Linked DNA regions of Homo sapiens: region 1 is linked to region 2. The links are chromatin loops, found by intact Hi-C in ENCODE. Cell type or tissue: PC-3. All regions are shown on one strand. Each heading gives the region's core, and the rest is flanking DNA. Links, peaks and the distances in the headings are about the cores only.

What was found. A loop is a pair of places that touch in the nucleus more often than their neighbours do. Peaks named below come from ENCODE experiments on the same cell type or tissue, not always from the same donor. Only the 100,000 strongest peaks of a DNase experiment are listed, where the experiment ranks them.
Region 1: it touches region 2 in a loop (2.8-fold over the local background); 5 of 110 quality-filtered maps call a loop at or near these places.

What each region holds. Positions count from the first base shown.
Region 1 is chr9:95,112,056-95,120,055 of GRCh38, reverse strand. FANCC (FA complementation group C) reads left to right here. Exons shown (of 15, transcript NM_000136.3): 11 at 2,666-2,741; 12 at 5,346-5,427. It also overlaps a transcript of AOPEP not described here. Among named protein-coding and RNA genes, the nearest start is that of MIR3074, 30 kb to the right of the region's middle. RefSeq lists a silencer at 3,530-3,609. In PC-3, for the core only: CTCF peaks have their summits at 3,639 and 3,844 (motif pointing right); a DNase peak (open chromatin) is centred at 3,875; H3K27ac peaks cover 1,320 bases.
Region 2 is chr9:94,906,767-94,918,214 of GRCh38, reverse strand. The region is part of intron 5 of AOPEP (aminopeptidase O (putative)); the gene reads right to left. Among named protein-coding and RNA genes, the nearest start is that of AOPEP-AS1, 33 kb to the left of the region's middle. RefSeq lists enhancers at 1-84, 1,182-1,682, 7,384-7,553. In PC-3, for the core only: no CTCF peak of the experiment used is centred there; DNase peaks (open chromatin) are centred at 3,814 and 5,124; H3K4me3 peaks cover 480 bases; H3K27ac peaks cover 4,136 bases.

The DNA.
Region 1 (8,000 bases), core at 1-8,000, 200 kb before region 2:
GAAAAAATGGATAAATTAGACCTCATCAGAATTTAAAACTTTTAGGCTGGGGGCATAGCTCACTCCTGTAATCCCAGCTCGTTGGGAGCCCCAAGGCAGGAGGATCTCTTGAGCCCAGGAGATGGAGACCAGCCTGGGCAACAAAGTAAGACCCCTTTTCTACAAAAAATACAAAATTTAGCTGAACGTGGTGGCACACACCTGTTGTCCTAGCTACTCGGGAGGCTGAGGTGGGAGGATCACTTGAGCCTGGGAGATCAAGGCTTCAGTGAGCTGTGATCATGCCACTGCACTCCAGCTTGGGCAACAGAGTGAAACCATATCTCAAAAAATAAGAAAGGAATGTAAAATTTCTATTCTTTGATAGATATCATTAAGAAACTGAAAAAGCAGGCCAGGCACGGTGGCTCATGCCTGTAATCCTAGCACTTTGCAAGGCTGAGGTGGGTGGATCACGAGTTCAAGAGATCAAGACCATCCTGGCCAACATAGTGAAACCCCGTCTCTACTAAAAATACAAAAATTAGCTGGGCATAGTGGCATGTGCCTTTAGTCCCAGCTATTTGGGAGGCTGAGGCAGGAGAATCGCTTGAACCTGGGAGGTGGAGGTTGCAGGGAGCCAAGATCACACCACTGCACTCCAGCTTGGCAACAGAGCAAGACTCCATCTCAATTAAAAAAAAAAAAAAAGAAAAGGAAGAAAGAAGGAACTGAAAAAGCAAGCCGTTAGCTAGGAGAAAATATTTGTAATATATGTATACAACAGAGGACTTGTGTCGAGAATATATGAAGAGCTCTTATAACTGCCTAAGAAACCAGTTTTTAAAATGGACAAAAGACTTGAATATATACTTTCAAAAAAGATACATAAGTTGGCAGTAAGCACATGAAAACTGTTCAGCGTCATTTGCCATCAGGAAAGTGCAGAGTGAAACAGGTAGGAAAGCAAGCATACATAGGGTTATGTTCCCAGCCACTAGAATGGATGAAATGCTGGGGAGTATGTGGAGCAACTGGAATTCACATACATTGCTGGTGGGCGTAAGATGGTACAACACCGGAAAACCATATGGCCTTACGATGTTAAACAAGCATCTATCTGTGACCCAGCAGTTCCATTCCGATGGCATCCCCAGGAGAAACAGAAACACATGTCCATGAAAAGACATATGTATGCATGTTAACTACAGCTTTATTCATGACAGCCCCAAACTGGAAGCAGCCCAAATGCACATCAAGAGGAGAATGGCTAAACAGACTATGGCATATTCATACAATTCAGACTACTTCTGAGCAATAAAAACAGAATGATCTACTCGCACACAATAACGTGGCTTAATCTTTAAGAAAATATGTTGAGCCCAAGAAGCCAGACACAAAAGAAAACATACTTTATGTTCCCTTTACACAAAATTCAAGAATAAGCAAAACTAATCTCTCTTGTCAAAATCAAAACATTGGTTGCCAGGGTGGGGTGGAGGGAATGATTGTTAAGAATTGGAAGGGGACTTTTTGGCGTGATAGAAATGTGTCTTCACTGGGGTGGTGGTCACATGGATTTGCACATTTACCAAAACCTCATATACTTAAAGCCCATGCACTCCATGCGTTATAGATTTTACCTCAATTTTTAAAAAAGCTTCTGTGCCCCTTGGGGGCATAGATAGCTGTAGCTCTTTGGCCCTCGAAATGCGAGCACAGTTTTACACTTTTGTTGTTATTTTAAAAACCATGCTGAGCCAGGCTCAGTGGCTCATGACTATAACCCCAGCACTTTGGGAGGCCGAGGCAGGTGGATCACTTAAGCTAAGGAGTTCAAGACCAGCCTGGCCAACATGGTGAAACCCCATCTCCACTAAAAATGCAAAAATTAGCCAGGTGTGGTGGCATGTGCCTGTAATCCCGGCTACTCAGGAGGCTGAGGCAGGAGAATCATTTGGACCCGGGAGGTGGAGGTTGCAGTGAGCTGAGATTGTGCCTCTGCACTCCAGCCTGCGCAACAGAAGGAGACTCCATCTCAATAAAAAAACAAAAACAAGCCGGGCATGGTGGCTCACTGTAATCCCAGTACTTTGGGAGGCCGAGGCGGCCAGATCACCTGAGGTCGGGAGTTCGAGACCAGCCTGACCAACATGGAGAAACTCTGTCTCTACTAAAAAGTACAAAATTAGTAGTGCTTGGTGGCGCATGCCTGTAATCCCAGATACTTGGGAGACAGGGAGGAGAATCGCTTGAACCCGGGAGCCAGAGGTTGCGGTGAGCTGAGATCGCGCCATTGCACTCCAGCCTGGGCAGCAAGAGCAAAACTCCGTTTCAAAAAAAAAAAAAAAAATGCTGAAATACCTAACATCTCACAACGGCTTTGGCAAGTCTTTCCAAAACAGAAGATTTATTTGTATAATTGGGTTCATGTGAAGTAGAACTCATAAAGACATCAAGAGCATAAATTTTTAAGTCCCAGAAGGTGACTTTAAAAAGGTTAATTATTCTGGAAAATATGAGGTTATTGGGAGCTTATTTTTCAAAAAATAAATGTTTAAGAAAGTGTTCTGACCATGTTAGTACTGGTGGGTCTTTTTTGGGCAGAGGACTCAGAGTTTTGTATTTTCCTGACCCCGTTTCAATCTTAATGTTCATGCTCTTTGGATTTTCCATCCTGTGGCAGCTGCGGTTTGCACTCAAGACCTACTTTCCTTACACTTCTCCATCTCTTGCCATGGTGCTGCTGCAAGACCCTCAAGGTGAGTTAGGGTTGACTTTGCCCACATCAGAATGATTTCCTGGGAAGAGCATTGTCAAATTATGACCTCCTCATCAGGCCCTTATCTACAGCATGAGGGAGACAGAACTGGTTATTTCTAAGATCCCTTTAAGCCCCCAGGATCCCACATTCTGTGGATTTTGATATGAGAGTCTGCTTGGCTTCCCAGTTGTGATCACTTACCAAAAGAAGAAAACAAACAAAAAAACAATGGCCTCTGGTAGGTGTTGCTAGTCTGCCTCCAGATAACACAGGCTCTTCTGGTGCCAACCAGATCCACCAGATGCCAGGAACAGGCTAAGACTTGGCTGAGTCAGAATAAAACAGTACATTCGTTTGCTTTTCATTCTTTCTACTCTGTGCAGCCTTGTTGCAGAAGAAAAGACAAAATGATGGATGAAGCTGAGGAAATGCAGGGGAAGTTTCCCCTAACCAAGCTAAGGGAAGGATTTTGAGAGAGTTCAGTAAGGTGCTTCATCCACAGCCTCTCCTGATATCCTTTGCCAGCCTTCCAAAGGCTATCCAGCTGGGGAAGTGATGGTTCCAGCCTTCATTCGACTGGTGTTGATCCAGGAATGTGGCTGTGAGCTCACGCTTAGGAGACATTTCGGAAATAGAGAATAAGGGCATCCTTTCCCTCTGAGGCCTGAAACCTGATGGAAGGCAGTCCTGACATGGGCACAGACTGCGCCAGCCAGAAAGGGGCCTTATTGGAGCATGGGAGGAGAGGAGACAGAAGGGAACGAGCCAGTCACATTTCCTTTTTATGCCATTTTGGGCCTGCCTTTTTTCTGAGACTTGAGTGAGTAGATCTGTTTGAGAAATGCAAATGATTCAAAGTTTCAGAGCATTTTACAAAACCTAAATTCCTCTTCCTTTTTCGAGAAGATGTAGGTTCTTGCCCAGGGTGATCCCCTAACACTGTCTTCTCAGATGCTGGAGCTAGGGGTGGGATCTCTGGGTGACAGTTTTATGAAAACTCTTGGGAAAACTTTATTAACAAGACAGAAAAATGAGGAATTCACTCTCCCAGGGTTCACCTTACGCTTAGGTCAGATCAGCAAAGCCTAAAGTCAGCCAACAGGGGACGCTGAGTGAGCTCCAGAAAATGTACTGGAGTTGTTAGTGTCTCAGTTTGGAAATAGTAAATAAACGGTGAGGTGGTGCATGGGCATGGGCCCAACCCTTTACCTTTCCGTTTGTGTAACTTGTAGATTTATGTCCAAATATAAATAGGTGGCTTCGGGCAGAAGTACAAGAACCTCTTGTGCTAGTTCCTAGAAGAGCTGTCTGTATATTACTTTGGGAAACAGTGTTATGGTCACAGATTGAAGAAGTGTTTTTTAGTGGCATGATCTTCTGTTTATCAGAAATTTATTTCATACCCATTGTGAAGGCCGGGAGAGGGGTGTAAAAGAGGATCACTTACGAGCCCTGACTGTGTAGACACTACAAGTGGAGGAAATGCGAAATAAACATCTAAATAGCTAGTAAAAGGAAGAAACGAAAAATACCTTCAAAAGGCTGTGCACCAAGGGCCGCGGGAGTTCAGAGGAGGGAGGCGCTGGCCTTGTGGAGTAGCAGCAGTTTGTCCATCACTCGCCTTACCTTCCTTGTGTGTTCGATTATAGCATCTATCACTATGTGAAAACTTTTGCAGATGCTGCACAGAACTGCAGATACGTGCTGCTCAGCTGTATTTAAAACCACAGGATGACTGTGAAACCAGAGCAGCTCACTCAAGAAAAGACATTTGTTTGCATAATGCTCACTTATTTTCTTTCCTGGCCTTTTTTTCCACTGTAAACCTGAAATCATATTGTGAATTCATCACAGCCCTAGGAAAGCAGTCAGGCAGTCTATTCCTAATTCCTTATTGGCTGCTTTACTACAGTCTCCGTCTATTTTGAAATCAACACATTAGTGATGGAGGAGTGTGTAGGTAGAAAAGAAGAAACCTAGGGCATCCGCAACCCGGCATTTCCCAGTCTCAGCGGGGGCTGCTTATGCAATCTCTAGCTACTTCCATGTACCTGAATTTAAAATTACTTGAGGGCAAGCGTGGTGATTAATGCCTGTAATTCCAGCACTTTGGGAGGCCAAGGCGGGAGGATCACTTGAGCCCAGGAATTTGAGACAAGTCTGAGAAACATAGTGAAACCTCATCTCTACAAAAAAATTTTAAAAATAGCTGGGCATGGTGGTGCACCCCTGTAGTCCCAGCTACTGGGGAGGCTGAGGTAGGAAGATCGCTTGAGCCCAGGAGGTTGGGGCTGCAGTGAACCAGGATCGTACCACTGCACTCCAGCCTCTGACCAAGCAAGATCGTGTCTTAAAACCCCACAAAACTAAAATTAAAAGATTAGATTCTTTGATGTTCAACTCTGTGTGACATGGACAGATCTTACTTCCCCAGGCTTAAGAGATAGGTACTGGCTGGGAAAAGCATGAGAACAGTATTGGGTTCCGTGAACCAGAAGTAAAGGGCGTCTCCCAAAGACTCTTCAGGTCATCCCTGCAGGTGGTTCCTCATGGGCTTGACATTTCCTCAGTTGCCCTCTGACGTATCTCTCTCCACCCGCAGATATCCCTCGGGGACACTGGCTCCAGACACTGAAGCATATTTCTGAACTGCTCAGAGAAGCAGTTGAAGACCAGACTCATGGGTGAGCAAACACTGACCACTCCCAAATCTACTTCACACATGGTTTCCCTAGATCCTCATCTGCCCTTTGAGCAGGGCTGACAGAGGAAGGCATTACTGGTCTGGGACCATCACCAAACAGGTGAGCACCATGGTGAAGTGAGAAGTGGAGGAAGCGCATGGCTGCACGGATGGCTTGGAGCAGGTCAGGATGAATAGGCATGCGCATGTATGCATGTGCCAATACCTGTATCGAAATGTTTTCTACATTAACGTCTGGTTTTAGATTTTGAAATATACAGGCATAACAATAAAAAGAAGAGGCCTTGGAAAAAGCAGCACCCACCTGCTGGGAACCCCTCCCTGGCCGCACAGAAGGGAAAGGGCACTTGTTTGGGTCCTGTGGTCTTCCCTCTACCTCTCTAGGGAAGGAGATTTGAAACTCCTACACAGTAGGGTGGAATGTTAAATGCTTGCTTTTCCTTCTCTCTAATAAATCTCTCTAAAATGAGAAAATCTATTCTAATATAAATTCTGGGTTGGTTGGTTTGTTTTAAATTTTTAGAGATAAGGTCTTGCTCTGTCTTTCAGGCTGGAGTGCAGTGGAATGATCACATCTCACTGTAGCCTCAAATTCCTGCGCTTAGGTGATCCTCCCACTCAGACTCCTGAGTAGCTGGGACTACAGGCGTGTACCACCACACCTAGCTAATGTTTAAATTTTTTTGTGGCCGGGCGCGGTGGCTCACACCTGTAATCCCAGCACTTGGGGAGGCTGAGGCAGGCAGATCACAAGGTCAGGAGATCGAGACCATCCTGGCTAACACGGTGAAACACCATCTCTACTAAAAATACAAAAAATTAGCCGGGCGTGGTGGCGGGTGCCTGTAGTCCCAGCTACTCGGGAGGCTGAGGCAGGAGAATGGCATGAACCCAGGAGGTGGAGCTTGCAGTGAGCCAAGATCGTGCCACTGCACTCCAGCCTGGGTGACAGTAAGACTCCGTCTCCAAAAAAAAAAAAAAATTTTTTTTTTTGTAGAGGTCTTGCTGTATTGCTTCAAATTCATGGGCTCAAGTAATCCTCCTGCCTTGGCCTCCCGTCGTGCTGGGATTACAGGTGTGGACCGCTGTGCCTGGCTTGTTAATTTCTTAACAGTAGTGTTAGGTACCCTCTTATGTGTGTGATTTTCTTGAAAGCATTCACATTTATGCCTTGCTAAATTCCTTGTATCATAACACTCTTTGGCTTCCTCTTTCAGAGTATAATTTTATTCATTGTCCCTGCTAGCCTACTAAGACTATCTTATTTGTTCCTTTTGCCACTTTTCACTCCTGGAATTCTCTGTAGTCTCACACCGAGTTGACACAGACAATGGGTGACACACCTATGTCCAGCTCCGTGATTGATGGCTTGGGTGCCAGCTGCTCACTCCTTCCTCACCATGATTCTTACCGACAGAGACCAGACAAAAAAGGCCTGCAGCCAATGGAGGCTGCGGGGTTGGCCACATGAATAGCCTGCAGTGGCCAGTCGGCCCCCCACACACCCTCCCTGGTTGTCCTGGTGTTACACAGAGCTGGACCTTGAAGAATCTTAACTCGGGGACAGGACGTAGATGCAGGTGGCATAAACAGCCCACCCTGTGATTGAGACATGTTGTGCAGTGGGTGCCCTGGGTGTTTTTCTCTTCTCTCTACCCACCCTCTCCACCATCACTCAGAATGTGTGATGTCAAATGCGTGAAGACTGGAATAAAACAGCAACCAGAAAGGGCGCATGTGGTGCTGCAGAACAGGACTTAGACCTCGTGGGGCTCCCACTTCAATCCAGACCTTGGAGCCATGAGATACCTTTCAGGTGGCCACATGGGACTGCTTGTGCATTCAGCTACTGGTGGAAGACAGAGGGAAGGACCAGACCGGTCTCTGATCCTGATCCAGTCACGCTGCCAACCTGGGAGCTGGGAGCATGAGGGAGCCTCACTGCTCTGTGCATCTGTCTACCCTGACATGGTGCCTGCAGGGAAGAGGCATGGCAGAGTCCCCTCCTCACTCTGGTACAGCCTAACCCAGCCCACAGCCAACGTGGCCTCCAGAGCATCAGCTCTGACCATGTCCTGGGAAAGAGGGACATGTCTCTGTTGCTCAAATGTAGAACATTTAACCACTTGTTCTCAGGGAGGACTGGGGCAGGAGGACAGCAGTGTCCAGGGAGGCGAGGACAGTGCTTAGAGCTTGGGAATTCCATGGGCCAGGCAGAGGAACATGCAGGAAGATCCAACAAAGGGGCCAGGAACACTCCTGTTCCAGCCACTGCCCCAGTCCAGAAGGAATGTTCTCATCTAATGTGATCTCAGGCTGGTCTGTTCCATCCTCTCCAAGGGAGATGTTCACCTGCTGAGACCGGCACTGCACACAATTAGTAGGCCCTTATCTCAAGCAAATTCTACCCTTAAAACAAGTATTGCAACTCCCATTTGCCAGTGTGGCGAGGGGATAGCTTCACAAACACTTCAACTTTCTGGCATTGATGCACCCATGATGACAGCAGCTCATTAAAAATTCGTAGTTGCTGAAATATCCACCTGAACTTTG
Region 2 (11,448 bases), core at 2,059-10,058:
CTGGGAGTCCCCAGTGGGTCACAGGGGCATGTGTTAGACAAGCCCTTACAAAGGTACTTAGGTCAGTCCCCAGGAGGGTGACACACAAGTCTACCTCTCCCTGATCTCCACCTCTCACCTATATTTGCTAAAGCCTGGTATTCTTTTCAAGTAGAGATGGTTTAAAGCAGGTCACAAACTCAAAGAGCTACAGGAGGCAAGAAGATAACAAAATTAGGGCCGTAGAGAATGAGATGGGGAAACCGATAAAAAGATGAGGGAAGTAGACAAGGAAAGAAGCAGAGAAAGGAGCTGGGGGAGCAGATGAGGGAAATAAAGATGGAGATGAAGGAAGCAGATAGAAAGATGAGGGAAGAAAATAAGACGAAGGAAGCTCATTACAAAAGAGGCCAACAGGCTGAGGGTAGCAGATATAGGTAACAAAAGGAGGGAGACAGAGAAAATAGGAAGGACAGACAACAAAGGGAAGGATGCAGAAGACAAGCTGGGGAGGCAGCTAACAAGATGAAGGAGAGAGAAACTGAGGTTAGGGAAGTAGCAGTGATACTATAGGGCAGTGGGCAGCTACGTCAGGGAAGCAAACAACGATGCCAAGGCTAGGAGCTCCAGCTTTATGATCTGGTTTAACTTCTAAGTGCTCTCAGAGGAGGCTTATGGTTTCATGTCACATGGAGATGTAAATGACAGATACCTGGATCCTAGCAAGGTTCAAGGTGGGTGCTCATGGGGGCCAGGGAAAGGCTCCAAAACACAGCACAGACGACACTGGGGAGGAGAGAGGCATGAGGGCGGAAGGGGAGGCTGGGGACACAAAACACTGTAGCCAGCTTCACCATTTGCTTTAGCGTTAGCTGTGGCCTATTGCTAGCAGGAAAAACAGCATGGCAACGACAAAACATGGAGACCACCTTGAGTCTAGGAAACACAGAGACCACCTCTGGCTCAGTGGCAGCTCTGCAGACCATACAGAAGGCTCAGCTACTGACCAGCAGAGCAGCGGATACATCCCTTCTGACCCCAGGGCAACACATCCCGAGAGAACGTTGTGGAGACCTCAGCCCTGCATACGGAACAGGGCAGCACTGCTGTCTGACTCTCAGGAGTTGGCCTCACCTGCCTCAGCTGCTCTGCCTTAGCCTGGGGGTGGGGTGGGGGCAGGTTCTGCCGGTTATGGTCATCAAAAAAGCTGCATGTGAAAGTCTCAGGTTTCAAAGCTAAAGAATCAGAGGGAGAAACAGTATTTTATTCAGTTTTTCAACTAGATTTGGACTCCTTTCCCTCTCTCAATGTGACAGTACATGTTCTGCCTTAAACATTCCAGAATCTCATAGATGAGAACAAAAAATTTGTTTTTGAACAAATTTTGAACATTCTGTTCATTTAGTTATACATTTTGGAGACTATAGATTTTGGTTGTCAGGGGACACACCCATACCCACACAATATGAACAAATATTTATTGTAACTGAACATGTCTTTATTTATTTATTTATTTATTTATTTAATTTTTTTTTTTTTTTGAGAGGGAGTCTCGCTCTGTTGCCCAGGCTGGAGTGCACTGGCGCTTACTGCAACCTCCACCTCCCGGGTTCAAGCAATTCTCTGGTCTCAGCCTCCCGAGTAGCTTGGGACTACAGGTGTGCCCCACCATGCCCAGTTAATTTTTGTATTTTAGTAGAGACGGGAGTTTCACCATGTTGGCCAGGATGGTCTTGAATTCCTGACCTCATGGTCTGCCCGCCTCGGCCTCCCAAAGTGCTGGGATTACAGGCATGAGCCTGGCCCTGAACATGTCTTTTGAATCATCTATAAATTACTTATGAATGAAAGCTGTGTATTTTCTGCAGGATCTGGGGAACTCTTCTGGTAAGTAAGTAATTAATGTGAGTAACCAACTAAAACATGTCGGCAGCCTCATTGGAGCACGCAGATGACAAAATGTGATTCCACTCCCTCACCTCCCCACGGCCCCCACCTCCGTCCTCCCCAATCAGGGCGATGATGTTTGTTCCCATAAAAAGAGCTAATAAAATTAGCCTCCACTGTGATACAGGGAAAATCTTTATTTAATAAAATAATGTGTTTTGCTCCATTTCCAGAACAGCAATAAAATGGCACAACTGAGAGCCGTAATAGCTCATCCTGGTGGTTTTCACAGCGAGCACAAGTCTGTCCCGTGTGGCGGTGTGGAGGCCTGGAGGGCTGCTTTATGGAGGGACACGTTGGGGCAGCTTGCAGCCATTCTCAGCAAGGACAGTTTGGTGACTGCTTTGCTTTGAAATACACTCTTTGGGTCCACAAATCAAATCTTCCCATGTTCCTTGTCTGGAAAAAGTTGTGGGGATTTCCTAAAGTGTACTCAGAATTCAATTGGTGAGGAAGGCATTCATTGTTTCCCCAACTGACAGCAAGAAGCCAAGCCCCAGTCAGGCCCTCTGCAAATCTGAAAATCCAAGGTAGGGTCAGGAAGCTGTTGACTTGCCCTGCTGGGCTGGTGAAAGCAGACACGAAGTAGCAAGGCTGGTCTGTACAACAAGAGGCCTGAGCGCAACAGAGGCACTGCCGGCTGACAGAGTTCAGGCAGCAGGACATTGGGGTGGAGGCAAGTGTGGGTTCCCTGCCAGACCACCACACTGTCAACTAGATTTCAAAGCAAGGGTAACTCTGGTCAGGCAGCAGGACGTCGGGGTGGAGGCAAGAGCGGGTTCCCTGCCAGACCGCCATACTGTCAACCAGATTTCAAAGGAAGGGTAACTCTGGGTAGGAACAAGCAACAGAGTGGCCTTGGGGAATAGCACGTTAGAATCAATTCTGCTAAATCAAAGTTAGATCCAGGAAAAAAGAATTGAAGGAAGATGAGTTCTCATATTCCCTGATGGCTGCGTGGTGGCAGGAGCGGTGATGATTAGAGCAGAAAGAAAAGAAAAAATAAAATGATGATACTAAACACATATATTGTTTATTTTCTCCCAGGCAAAGTTCTAAGTATTTTATGTTCGTTAACTCATTCAATTCCAGCAACCACCCCATGAGGAAGAAATTATTATCGTGCCTATTTTACATGTAAGTAAACCAAGCCACACAGAAATTATGTCACTTGCCTAAAATCCCAGAGTTAATATGTGTCAAAGCAGATTCAAACACAAGCAGCCTGGCTCATACACATGTTTTGCTTGATCAACACCAGCGGGTATCAGAAGCACCGGGAGGTAGGTCCGCTAGATAAGAAAACAGCACACGTACTCAAATTTGAATTTCAGATAAACAACGAATAATTTTTTGGTGTATGTTCCATGAAATATTTGCTAAAAGCTGGCAGCCCTACCTGAAAGGCTTGTTAAAACAGATCTCTGGGCCTCACCCCAAGAGAGTTTGTTTCAGTAGGCCTGGGTAGGGCCTAGGAACCTGCATTTCTGTGAAGTTCCCGGGTAATGCTAATGTGGCTGGTCCAGAGACCACATTGAGAGCTGCTGATCTGCACTGTGGTGGCTGCACAGCATCAGCTTAAATAGCAAAAACTCATTGCCAAAGTTTATAAATGGGAAGATTTTATCCAGAAATCCAGATTTTGACATTACATTAAAAATTTGAAAGATGTGGCCACACTAGGCCCAGGTCTTTTTTAGAAGTGGGCACATATTTATCCTGTACATACACACACACACACACACACACACACACACACACACACGTCTAATGCCAAAGGGCAATATTTTATCATTTCCTAAGAACAATAATAAGCATTACAGAGCATTTCAAAGATAGGATTTTATCAGGTCCCTGTTATGATTCATCCTGGTGAAATCCGAGAAGCAGGCAAAACCTGCTTTGGAGTCCCTCATCACAGGCCTGCATTCTTATGTAGTAACTGCAGCTGAATCGGAGCTGGTCCTTTCAGACAGGGCTTGGGCTCTCCAGTTTGCTGTGGTCCCAACTTCTCCCTCCCGTCTCCCTGCCATTGGCTGAGCCTCCTTGTCATTTATAATCATGTGTGTGGTTTTTTTCCTTCTTATCACAGGATTAAAAAGTGAAATATTTCTTACATCCATGTCTCCATCAAAAGTAGACCAAGTGTTTCTTAGAGGATGCTCTATCCAACCCATTCACTAATTTATATTGCTGCCTGGCCCCTTAGAAGCATTAGGATTTAAGCTGTTTTGTTTAGTTTTTCTTATGAAGAATTCCTATTTATGGCTATAAGATGATTTAGCAAACCCTTCATGCAAAGGGCAAAGACACAAACTTCTGCCTAGCTCAGGTTGATCAGACAAATTCCATATTACTAAGGGTGAAATTAATTGGGTTTATTGTATTTGTGAAATCCAAACACAGTTTCAGTTATTACTAGCCACTAATGGCTTATAATGAAGGCAGAGCTTGTTAACTAAGCAAACAACTGGCATGTTTGTTTAAAGTGTAAATAGAAGGAAAATTCATGAATTAAACGAATGAATTCACTGATTGTTCTCCCTTGGCTGTAAGGGGGCATTCAGCTGCCACAATATATGTCACCACCTTTGTTAAACAAATTCGCCTGCTCAAGTTATCTTTATCCGGTCAGAGACCGTCTTAGTGGTAGCTTAAAAAGTAAATGTCTCTCTTAATTTTTCAAAGTACTCATCTGCATCAATAAATGCCACTAAGTATAAGGGATCACCTGGCTATTGGGGATTCATAAATAATTGAACTTTTAAGAATAACAGCATATTTCCTAATCTCAAATTATGACTCCATGGATAGACCACCATGGCACGCTTGTCGAGATAAGGAGACAATATCCTTCTTATTTCCCAGGGTGGTCCTGGAAAATATGTGACAGATGGTCATCCTCAGAGGTATTCAACTTAACAGCATGTCCCTCTGAAAGGTAATAAACCTCACCAGAAACAAAAATAAACAAATAAAAGTCTCTCCAAAGTCTCTCCAAAGTCTCCTGATTTTAACTAACCTTTCCATTTAAAATTATGAGCCTTCTATTTCTTCTCCCCAAATGGAATGCATCAGGTTTATTGGATATCTACAGCTCAATCCCATTTCTCTGGATGGTTCCCTTGACTCATCATTCTTTGCATGTGTTCACCGTGGTGAAAATGTGGGCAAGGATCCCAGGAATTCCTTTCATTCTAAAGAATTCTGCCTGCCCATGTCCCCATTCCTAGGTGGTTACCTTTTTGTGATCTGAAAGGCACCCGGGTCTGTTTGGAATGTATTCAGCTGCAAGTAACAAAAAATACAATGAACACTGGCACACACTGGAGAGGTTTTTCCTTTCTTGAAACAATATCACTGGAGTGACAAGACCTTGCTGGGGCTGGTGCAGTGACTGGCAGTGCAGCGGGAGCTGGAGGACTTGCTATACTCCCACTCTCCATCCTTCCTGTGTGCACTTCTTTCCTCATGCTTGCCCCTCATGCTCACGGGTTGACCACTACACCTTCATGCACCATGTTCGTGTTTAACATGGAAGAAACGCGCTGTGCCAGCAACAACGATCCCTTTCATCAGGAAAGCAACTTTTCCCAGGGAGCCCATAGCCGAGATTCCTACTCTTTAGTCTCTGCTAGCTGTTAAGGCAGCATGGGAAAGATGCTTTTTGGTGTTTTCTGACTCTGTAGTGGAAGATGGACAAGGAATTGGGTCTCACACGGTCAGCCATGGCACCGTAGTGTAGCCCTCTTTCTCATAAATAGCAGAAAGTCATCACTTAGGTCATCTTTTAGAACGCAAATACTTTAGGAAGAGATAACGCACTCAACTCACACTGAAGTGTTAGTAACATATCACATTCCTTCTTTCCAGGCAGGGGACATTCTGAGCATGGGGGTCGGGGGCTGGGCAAGTCAGAGTACCTCAAAGACACTGGCTACCTAGTACCCAACTTAACTGCACGCTGGCTGGCACTTGCACTTTCATTTTACCTTCATACCCTCACCAATGACCAAACACCTAACAAAGCTAAGAGCGGTACTATCTATTCTAGTGGTTTTTAAGAACTCGGTCTTTGGGGACAGAGCTGGGGGTCAACTCCTGGCTCTCCCTCTTGCCAGCAGCATCAGTGCATTGGTTTCCTAGGGCAGCTGCAACAAACCACCACAAGTACGGTGGCCTAAAACAACACAAATTTATTATTTTACAGCTCGTCAGGTCAGAAGTCGGACACAGGTCTCACTGGGCTGAAATCTATGCTGCTGGAAGTCCTTGTGTGTGTGGTTGACTGGAAGGGGCACAGGGGTCTTCTGGAGTGCTGGTTATGTGCATTTCTTGGTCAGGGTGCTAGTGACAGGGATGTCTACAGTTTGTATCCAACAAGCTGTATGCTAAGATGTATACTTTTCTGTTTTACACTGCAATGAAAAGTTAAAAACAGACAAATACCCTGGGAGGTCCATCTTTTCCATGGAGAAACTGAGGCAAAGATGAAGTTAGAGCTCTGTCAGTAGGGACAGAACTGAGACCAGGGTCTGGGCAGCCCACCTCCTAGTCTTTTGAGTTTAATGTATTCGAGGCCAATTTCCAACACTAATTATGTATTATATATTTAAAATCTCTTGAGAAAAGCTTTTTTTAAAAAATTTCTTTTGCCATAGAGTCACATTTCTATTGCAAGTGAAAGGTACCTTGTATGCTTCAGACACACCTGTAAAAACAGAACCAATCCTGTCATATATCCCTGTCTGCTTCACTTTTTTTCAGACGCTGTGAAAAACATGCCACAATAATAAACCCCTTTTCCATCCTAGCCAGCTGGAAAATTACGTGATGCTTGAAGTGACATCATTCAGCTACGACACCAAGCCAGTGGCTGCTCTGAGAAATCTGGGTTAGACAATGACAGCATGGATGTGAATGCCACTAGGCAATGAATCCCACCCTTTTTATTAGCAAATGGCTGTTTTTATCACCATGACATTTTAAAAATGAAACTGTGACAGCTACATTGTCTGAGGCCATTGATCACCCAACATCTCTTATCTCCAAAAGGAAGCCCACTGGCCAGAGGTGTCCTGTTTCAAAGCAGGGAAGACAAGAATGGAGGTAAAGGAGAGCTCATTTTAAACCACTAGTTCCAAAGGGAAAGACCAGGGCCCAGGACTGAGGTACTGGGGTCTTCCAGGGGATAGACAGTCTTCCCTCTATCTCTATCAATTGTTTCTAAAGTGAGCTCAAGTAGCAGTAGTGATAATACCTTAAGTAGTAATGACAGTATCTACAATAATACTCTTTGCTATAGACACAGATACTGTATCATAAACCCTAGGCAAAACCCCAGGATGCTTATTAGGTAAACATAACATCACGAGGAGGCCCAGACATTCCTCCACCTTTTTGACCTTTAAGTTGAACTACATAAAATGCAATAAGTGACCCTTTCCAACTTCAAAAAATGGGCAATTTCATATGGCTCATCCTAATAGACTGGCCCCTCCCCCAAGATCCTTCTCTGCAGATGTGTTAGGAACTGCCAAAAGATCTAGGGAAATGTCCATACTTCTCAAGCAACAGAGAATTAGAAACACTGCTGCACCTCATCATATAAAAGTGCAGAGGATGGCCCTGGGGCAAAAGACGTCCTGCTGTCCTCCGAAAGAGCTGGACCCTCGACCAGTGGGCCCTCTGTCCTTTGCCCACTCAGTGTGAAGCCAGGTGCAATAGGTTAAAAGCACATCCTCAAGTCAACAGCAAAGGCAGAGGCGTGCCCACAGCAGGGAGACTGGAGTAGCATTAGGTCCCACCCTTGAGGGAGCCCAAGAAGATCCGCGGTTGATGTGCTGCGTGCTGCAAGGCTGCCCGAGACCCAGTCCTCGCTCGGAAGCCAGAGGACAAGGAAGCTGGGGTCCTACCCGGGTAGCAAGGTTTCAGATGACCAGTCTGCCACAGGTGCTGGATGCTTCTGCACTGGAGTGCAGGGCCCAGGGTAAGAGAGAGTACCCTGCTTCAGAGCCACTCTCCACAGGTGAAGAGGCATGGCCTAGTCGGTTCACAATCTGCCAGGGAGGGCTCTGGGAAGGAGAACCGGCTGCTTCTAATGCAGGACTAGAGGTGAGGAGGAAAGGTGAGAATGGACGGAGGGCTGCCAGGGAGAAAACTAGTTAAGGGGAAGAAGTGTCCATCTAGGCAGGGACCCGCGATTCAAACGCCTGCATAGCTCTGGCTCACAGCAGTCTTGCCGCAACCGAAATGGGGGAGACAGTCTGGGGAGTATGGATGTGCTAGCGCTGAACCTTGGGAAGGAGTGGGGCTGGTTCTGGAATCCCCAGACACTCGATCCAGAAGGGCTCTTAGAGGCCCCACCCCCTCCCATTCTCAGATGAGAAAGCAAGACCCAGCGAGCTGCAGCCTTCATCCATGGGGTGGGAGCTGCTGTGTGCCATGGCGGACTCATGACAGCCGTTTAAGTCTGCAAGGTATTTCCTTCAAAGCTCTTTTACAAAGGCCCAGTCACCTCAGAACCAACAGACACCCCTTGCCTGAAACTGGTGACTCACCCCAAGCTAGAGGCTTGTGGGGATCTAGGGCAGACATCAGCGTATGCCACCCTGTGTAGTTACATTCACACAGGCTTTTGAGATGGACGTCACACACGTCACAGCAGTTGACTGCGATGCCTTCTCTCTGGGAATACTTGGCCTTTACTTCTGCTGACAAATGGCTACCCTTAAGTTTCAGCCTCATCGTTCCTTTTCTTTGTTTTGGTGGTTGGTTGACCAGTTTCATGTGAGAGGAAAATAACAACAAACAAAGAAAAGAAAACATTTCATACTATTTTCTAAGTATAAAAGCTGTCATCTTTTCACAGTTGTATAACCATAATGGTTTACCTAATTGTTTTCAAATTTTCTCATTCTTTTTTTTTTTTTTTTTTTTTTTAAGGCTCCAAAAATTCACCTTTGGGTTGAACACATCTGTGTGAAAAAAGCCTGGCGGAAAGAAAAACTGGATTATGCTGACGCTCAATGCGCGTAACCTTAACTACAGCATGTTTGCTTCTGCAAACACTACAGTATATGAAATTAAATATTAATAGCCATCACCTCACCCCTTCGGAGAACAGGCCTGAGTCACAGCTCCTGTGTGGCGTGATTTCCATTCACGGACTCACTGTGAACGCTGCTCACGTTACGAAGCCTCAAACCAGGCAAAACCAAAGCAAGTGTGTGTTTTTATTCCATAATGTCATGGGGAACATTGCTTATTTTGGAGGCCAAGTTCAGTTCTCCTGAATTTACCACCTATGACACATTTTAAGACTAATCACCTCAAAACATACTAGGAGAAATGACAAAGTTATTTTTAAGTTAGAAAGGAAAATATTGGAATAAGATGAACATGTCTGTTATTTATCAGTGACGAGATTTGCAGCACTCGGCTGAACTCTTCTGACATTTGAAAGCACCAACATATTTGTATTGGTGAATATATTTCCAGTGCCCCTTATCTGTGCATTGCAAATGGACATAATTAGATTTTTAAACTTTGCATGGGTGGTGTCAAGTATGCCAAAGATATTTAGCTTCCTGGGGGTTTATGGGAGGTCTGGTTTCCCCTCTCTACCTCTGCATGGTCACTGTCTTCTTGATAAGCTTTAGACTCTCAGCAGCCTAAACCATTTGACGGTTTTGTGTATGATGATTACAAAGCAGAGTTAAAGGAAAGAATGAAAGTCAAGCAGCCAGCCCAGTACCTGGCACGCAGCAAACATCCCACAAATGTTAGCTCCCTTTTCCCTTCCCCACTTCTTATACTCTTAGAGGGATAAGTGCTTTCAAGTCAGTGTTCAGAATTGATTCTTCAAATCCCCCAGGAGATAGTGTAAAGTGAACATTCCGCTTTTATTGGTGAGGGGCCAACAAGGGGAGGATGGAGGATTTACTCTGTGGGATGGGATCCTGGCACAGTCAGAGACTGGACCAAAGCTCTCTCTGCCACAGCTTAACAGCAGGGCTCCTGGGCTAAATCGCTTCTTTCGGTGGCCTGCCACACCAAGGTGTGTTTTTAAAATCTGCGCAATAAAATTTAGTGTGGTTGGAGAGGTGGCAGCGGATGGGAACCCACCCACAGGCAACTGACGTCAAAAAACCAGAGGGAAACATTAGGCTTCTCTGTTCTCGAGAAGCTTCTGCTCTGTTAAGCAACCTGAGAAGGAAGCTGACTTTCCATTAAAAAACGGCCACTTTGGCAGTTGTCAGAGACAGCCTGGTGTCTTATACTTCCCCTCTCAGGAAAAGTGAGGAAAATAATTTCCATAAGTTGGAAAGGAAGAAACCAGCAGTTCAAAGAATAGAGCTGGAAAGGAATTTGAAGGGCACTTAGAGTAACCTCCACCTCCAGAGAGCAAATGAGGAAAGAGGCCCAGCGAAGACTGGGGACTAATCTTGCCCTTAAATTTGCAGGGTAGCCCACCCTGTAGGCCACGCTGCCTTCACAAAGCTAGCTAGCTGCCTGCACCTTGGTCAGCTGTTGAGAGGGACATGCCTCGAATTCTAGTCTGAAGAGGGGTTGCTGCAAGGGAGGCTCCCAGATGCCTGGAAGGAGAACTGCACTCTAATGTTGATACCCCGAGGCTGGAGATGTTGCTTTGGAAGAGGCTCTGGGGAAGACTGGTGTGGGGGAGGGTGTGCATGTGTGTGCACACATGCATGTGTGTAAAGGGGCAAAAAAACAGGCAGCCCTTTCCTCCTTACACCTTTCCCCGCGGAAAACAACCTGATGCATGACTCTGTGTCCTGATGCTTGACTCTGTGCCCAGCCAGCCTTCTCCTGGCTGGTCTCTGAGGCCAACACTGTGTACACACAGAAGACGGCTCTCCTTGAAACATGGCAGCTGCACTTGATCTGGACACCAGCCTCTGGGTCTCTCAGTTCTTCAGTTTTCTCCTTTCTAGAGAAGCCCGAGAAGCAGCATGCCAAAATCAAAGAGCAGAGTTGTTCACATGCTCCACACATGCCTGCAGGTGTGGGTCTTCCCTGTGTCTGCAGGAAACCAATGTGTCTGATTTTAAAATACGGTGATGTCACTCATAAGACTGTACTTTCCTTAGGAAATTAGTAATGTCCTTATTTCTAGGGGCCCTTCATATCCATCTTTCCTCTCTTTTTCATTGAATCTCAACAGCTTTGTGAGGGTGGTGGCCTTTTGTTCCCTTCGGGTGAGAAACAAAGGCTCAGAAAGAGGAAAATTCCGACCTGGAACAGCAAGCCAGTGATGCAGCAGAGCCAAAACTCGGGCCCACCTCTCCTTTCTAGTATCAGCTGGATGTACACATGGGGGGAACAGCTCTGTGTCTGTGGGTCACCAGGTGATTCCATTCAGGGAACACACACCTAAGTCCAAGACTGGGTTGGGCAAACAGGACATAGAAGGTGGACAGTGCTGCTGCACCATTCATTGATTCAGCAAATATTAACTGAGAGCCTACATTGCCATGCTCTGTCCTGGGGGCTTGGGAT